Regions from separate parts of the Homo sapiens genome. Here region 2 is linked to region 1. Evidence: read pairs that join two places in POLR2A ChIA-PET (ENCODE). Cell type or tissue: MCF 10A. All regions are shown on one strand. Links, peaks and the distances in the headings refer to the core of each region. The heading gives the core; the rest is flanking DNA.

Region 1 (2,904 bases), core at 290-2,789:
CAGAGTAGGAGCCAATATTTCTTTTTTGTTTGTCTCAAAGACATACAGTCCCAAACTGTATTTAAAAGTTTACATGGATTAGTTCTTCCATTTTTTTCCCCCTTCTTTACTGTGGTTATATTGTTTGCTTGAAATAAGGTTTGGTTTACTTGTTTTTGTTTGTGTTTTGGACAAGGATTTTCCTCCTCAACTCTTGCTGATTTTAGTTGCCTGTTGATTGATTTCTTGATTCAACATACGTGATGTAGTGTATAGAACATTAGCATGGTTCCAGAGTCAGGACTGCACAAAAAGGCATGGGCGGAGAAGTGTCATCAACCCCCTTTCTCCTCCCCATTCCTGCCCACCCCCTGCAGGAAAGGAATCTCGTTAGTCTCTGGCTCAGCCTTTCAGGGCAGCTCAAAGAAGCAGATGTGTATTTTTTTAATGTCCCCTTCTTTTTTTTTTTTGAGACAGAGTCTTTCTCTGTTGCCCAGGCTGGAGTGCAGTGGTGTAATCACAGCTCGTTGCAGCCTTCACCTCCTGGGTTCAAGTGATCCTGCCACTTCGGCCTCCTGACTTAGCTGAGACCACAGGTGTGTGCCACCATGCCAAGCTAATTTTTTTATGTTTTTATAGAGAAATACAGGGTCTTGCTATGTTGCCCAGGCTGGTCTCAAACTCCCGGGCTCAAGTGGGCTCCCAAAGTGCTGGAATTACAGGTGTGAGCCACGGCGCCTGGCCTTATACCTTTTCTTTCGCACGTGAAAGTGGCGCTGTGCTCTGTTCATTTAGCTGTGTGTCCTGGAAACCACTTCATTGGCCAGGGAGCTCTTCCTGGCTCCCCTGCACAGCTGCGTAGTGTTCCTTGCAGGGATGCAGCGAAGTCCACCCAGTGTCTCTCCTGCATGTAGATATTTAGTTTGTTTCCAGGCTCTTACGGTGGCGAACTGTGCTGCCGTGAGTAACCTGGTGTATATGGATTTTCACATTGGTGGAAGGGTATCTTCATGGTAGATTTTCGTGAGTGGGATTGCTGGGTCAGAAGTGCAGACATATTTTGTTAGCTTTTATGCTAAACACCCATGTAAGTCCTGTTCCGCCAGCTGTGTCGTCTGGGAGGGCCTGGTTCCCCTGCCTCGCCAGCAGGGTGTGCTGTTTCATGTCTAAATACTTGCCAATCCCAGTGCTGAGAAATGGGGGCTCAGTGGAGTTCTAATGATTGTTCCTGTAGTTATGAGTGGTGATGAACATCTTGTTGTGATTAAAGCTGTTTTTGTATCTTTTCTGTGAGCTGTATCTTCATACTTTTCACTTGCTTTTTTCTATTGGATATTTGACTCTTTCCTCCTAACTTGAAACTCCAATATGTGAACCTCTGTGGTATGTATTGCAAATATTTCCTTTGTGTTTTTTTTTTCTTTTTTTTTCTTTTTGAGACTGAATCTTGTTCTGTTGCCCAGGCTGGAGTGCAGTGGCACAATCTCAGCTCATTGCAACCTCCGCCTCCCAGGTTCAAGCAATTCTCCTGCCTCAGCCTCCTGAGTAGCTGGGATTACAGGCGTGTGCCACCATGTCCAGCTAATTTTTATATTTTTAGTAGAGATAGGGTTTCGCCATGTTGGTCAGGCTGGTCTCAAAATCCTGACCTCAGGTGATTCACCGGCCTTGGCCTCCCAAAATGCCGGGATTATAGGCTTGAGTCACCTCACCCAGTGCAAATATTTTCCCTCGGTCTCTGGATTGCCTTTTGGCTTTGTTATTGGTGTTTGGTTTTCTTTTGCCCTGCAGAGTGTTTTTTTTTCTTTCTCCTTTCCTTTCCTTTCTCTCTCCTTTCTCTCTCCTTTCTCTCTACTTTCTCTCCCCTTTCTCTCTCCTTTCCTTTCCTTTCCTTTCCTTCTTTCTTTCCTTTCTTCTTTCTTTCTTTTCACTTTCTTTTTCTTTATTCTCTTTCTTTCAAGACGAGGTCTTACTATGTTGCCCACGCTGGTCTCAAACTCCTGGGCTCAAGCAGTCTTCCTGCCTTGGCCTCCCAAGCAGCTGAAATTACAGGTGTGAGCCTGTAATTAGCCACACCTGGCTAATTAAAAAAAATAGTTAGCTGGGCACGGTGGCTTACACCTGTAGTCCCCGGACTGTGGGAGGATCACTTGAGCCCAGGAGTTTGAGACCAGCCTGGGCAACATGGTGAGACCCCCATCTCTACAAAAAAGAAAAAAAAGTTAGCCAGGCATAGTGGTGTATGCCTGTGGTCCCACCTACTCAGGAGGCTGAGGTGGGAGGATTGCTTGAGCCCAGGAGTTCAAGGCTGCCATGAGCTATGATCACACCACTGTACTCCAGCCTGAGTGACAGAGCGAGACCCTGTCTCAACAAAAGTCACATTTCTGAGTCTTTACTTTCTTTGCCTCTTGATTAGAGCTGTGGTTGTAAAGCCCTTTCCGTCTCTGGGGCTGGAGAGGAGTTCACCTCGTTTTTTTCTGGCTCTCGTATGATTCCTCCTTTACACTCACGTTCCGATTCCACCGCCGTTCATTCTCGCAGAGGTGCGAGGTGGGGACCTCACTTTATTGTTTTCTGAATGGCTACCCTGTTGTCCCAGCTCCATTGATTAAAAAAATCCCTGCTTGGGCCGGGCATGGTGGCTCACGCCTGTGATCATAGCACTTTGGGCCCAGGCGGGCGGATCACCTGAGGTCAGGAGTTCGAGACCAGCCTGACTAACATGGAGAAACCCCATCTCTAATAAAAATTAGCTGGGTGTGGTGGCGCATGCCTGTAATCCCAGCTTCTCGGGAGGCTGAGGAAGGAGGATTGCTTGAACCCAGGAGGCGGAGGTTGTGGTGAGCCAAGATCGTGCCATTGCACTCCAGCCTGGGCAACAAGAGCAAGACTCTGTCTCAAAATAAACAAACAAACAAACAA
Region 2 (2,904 bases), core at 177-2,676, 110 kb before region 1:
AGGAGGCTGAGGCAGGAGAATGTCATGAACCCGGGAGACAGAGCTTGCATTGAGCCAAGATTGCGCCACTGCACTCTAGCCTGGGCGACAGAGTGAGACTCCGTCTCAAAAAAAAAAAAAAGAAAAAAGAAAGAAAAATTAAAAAATAGACACAGGGTCTCCCTATGTTGGCCAGGCTGGTCTCAAACTCCTAACCTCAAGACATCTGCCCATCTTGGCCTCCCAAAGTGCTGGGATTACAGGCACAAGCCGCCGTGCCCAGCCTCAGCCGCTGTTTCCTTTCAGCCATGCAGGGCCTTGCAGGCGAAGCCAGGACTTTTGGATTTTACTTCAAATGCTGTAGGGACCTGATGGAGGAACGGGATGGCCTGTTTGGTGTTGAGAGTCCTCTTGTTGCTCCAGGAATACAATTGCCAGGGAAAATCCAGGATGCCCAATTAAATCAGAATTGCAGATAAACAATACATTTTTTTTGAGATGGAGTTTTGCATGCTTTCTCTCTCTCTCCCTATATATGTATACATATATATTTTTTTGAGACGGAGTTTTCTTCTTGTCACCTAGGCTGGAGTGCAGTGGTGCGATCTTGGCTCACTGCAACCTCTGCCTACCAGGTTCAAGCGATTCTCCTGCCTTAGCCTCCCGAGTAGCTGGGATTACAGGTGCCCGCCACCATGCCCGGCTAATTTTTGTATTTTTTGTAGAGATGGGTTTTCTCCATGTTGGCCAGGAAGGTCTCGACCTCCTGACCTCAAGTGATCTACCTGCCTCAGCCTCCCGAAGTGCTGGGATTACAGATGTGAGCCACTGCGCCTGGCCATCAATGAATGATTTTTAAGCATAAGTATATCCCAAATATTGCATGGGATATACTTATACTAAATATTTCTATCTTTCCTCTAAAATCCAATTTAGGTCGGGCACGGTGTCCCAGGAGGCTGAGGCAGGAGAATCGCTTGAATCCAGGAGGTGGAGGCTGCAGTGAGCCAAGATCAAACCACTGCACTCCAGCCTGGGAGACAGAGGGAGACTCCGTCTCAGAAACAACACAAAACCAAAAAAGGTGGACAGAGAAGGGTAGAGGCAGGGGACGGGGAGAAGTGGGAGATTCTGGGCAGTGTGGAGACCGAGCCCCTCTGGCTTATTGATGGATTGCACATGGGCAGATGGCACAGGCTCATCACTAGGAAGACTTTGGCATTGATCCTAAGTGCGGGGGAGGAAGCCGAAGCTGCTGTAAGCAGAGGAGACACAGGATCTGACTCAGGTATGAGACCCACAAAGCAGCCCTGGGGCTCAATAGCAACCTCTGTGAATTACACCAGCACACAGTTTCTCCCCCTGTGTACTGTGATATTGTGGGTGGCTTTTTTTTTTATTTTTATTTTTTTGAGACAGTGTCTTGCTCTATCACCCAGGCCGGAGTGCAGTAGCACGATCATGGCTCACTTCAGCCTCGATCTCCCAGACTCAAGTGATCCTCCAGCCTCAGCCTCCCTAATAGCTGGGACTAAAGGTGTTTGCTGCTACAGCCAGCTAATTTTTCATATATATATATATACATATATATATTTAGACTGACTCTTGCACTGTCACCCAGGCTGGAGTGCAGTGAGGTGATCTCAGCTCACTGCAACCTCAGCCTCCCAGGTTCAAGAGATTCTCCTGCCTCAGACTCCCGAGTAGCTGGGATTACAGGTGCACACCATCACGCCTGGATAATTTTTCTTTTTTTTTTTTTTTTTGAGACGGAGTCTTGCACTATCACCCAGTCTGGAGTGCAGTGGCACGATCTCGGTTCACTGCAAGCTCCACCTCCCAGGTTCGCGCCATTCTCCTGCCTCAGCCTCCCAAGTAGCTGGGACTACAGGCATCCACCACCATGCCTGGCTAATTTTGTTTTCGTATTTTTAGTAGAGATGGGGTTTCACCGTGTTAGCCAGGATGGTCTTGCCTGACCTCGTGATCCGCCTGCCTTGGCCCCCCAAAGTGCTGGGCTGGGTGTGAGTCACCGTGCCCGGCCAGTTTTTCTTTTTCTCTTTTTTTTTTTTTTGTAGAGATGGGGGTCTCACAGTGTTGCCCAGGCTTGTCTCAAACTCCTGGTCTCAAGTGATCCTCCAGCCATGGCCTCCTAAAGTCCTGGGATTACAGGAATGAGCCACCATGCTCAGCCCCCTTGGTACTGTTGACATTCAGGATAAACAATTCCTGATTGTGGGGGCCGTCCTGGACACTGCAGGGTGCTGAACAGCGTCCCTGGCCTCCACCCTCTCCACGCCAATAAGACTCTTCTCCCCCGATCCCCTGCAGTTGTGACAGCCAATACAACCAGACATTAGCAGAGGGGAGAATTCTCCCCAAGTAGGACCCCTGGTCTTGGCACTGTGAGACCCCAGTAGGCTGGGGCAGACTCAGGGTGGAAAAGGCAGGTTATGCCGGGTTTGGGTCCTGGGAGACCTTCCCGGTTTCCTTTGTCCATTCCAGGCATTCAGTGATAGTTCTAGGGAGGGGAGACACAGATACCTAAACCGCTAGAGCTTGGGGAGGTTGCAGACAACCTGTTGCCCACTCCTCGACTCCTCTGAGAGTCACCTGTGCAAGAGAGAGGGCTTCCTCCTGGTAGAGACTAATAAAGCTTTTAATATTTAAAAGTTCGGGCACTTAATTCTGGTGATCTGGGTTCACGGGTAACACTCCGTCCTCTGACAGCTGGCAGATGGCAGAGTCCACTGAGGCGCTGGTGATGATGATGGGAACTTTGGCCTTGAGGCTGGTCAGGGACCAGGGCAGGTGCACGGTGGTGACCAGCTCGTAGCGAGTGTGCATGATCTCACCGTCCTGCGTGCTGCTGCTCACGGACAGCAGCAACGGCAGGTTGAAGGTGCTGACAACCTTGGTGGTGTT

What was found. Peaks named below come from ENCODE experiments on the same cell type or tissue, not always from the same donor. Only the 100,000 strongest peaks of a DNase experiment are listed, where the experiment ranks them.
Region 2: POLR2A ChIA-PET joins it to region 1 with 5 read pairs; 7 of 35 experiments call an interaction of 5 or more read pairs at or near these places.

Annotation. Positions count from the first base shown.
Region 1 is chr19:5,000,601-5,003,504 of GRCh38, forward strand. The region is part of intron 1 of KDM4B (lysine demethylase 4B); the gene reads left to right. Among named protein-coding and RNA genes, the nearest start is that of KDM4B, 33 kb to the left of the region's middle. RefSeq lists an enhancer at 918-1,212. In MCF 10A, for the core only: a CTCF peak has its summit at 1,099; DNase peaks (open chromatin) are centred at 1,131 and 1,681.
Region 2 is chr19:4,888,385-4,891,288 of GRCh38, forward strand. ARRDC5 (arrestin domain containing 5) reads right to left here. Exons shown (of 3, transcript NM_001080523.3): 3 at 2,053-2,904. The coding sequence ends at 2,662. Among named protein-coding and RNA genes, the nearest start is that of ARRDC5, 13 kb to the right of the region's middle. RefSeq lists an enhancer at 2,421-2,904. In MCF 10A, for the core only: no CTCF peak of the experiment used is centred there; a DNase peak (open chromatin) is centred at 1,257.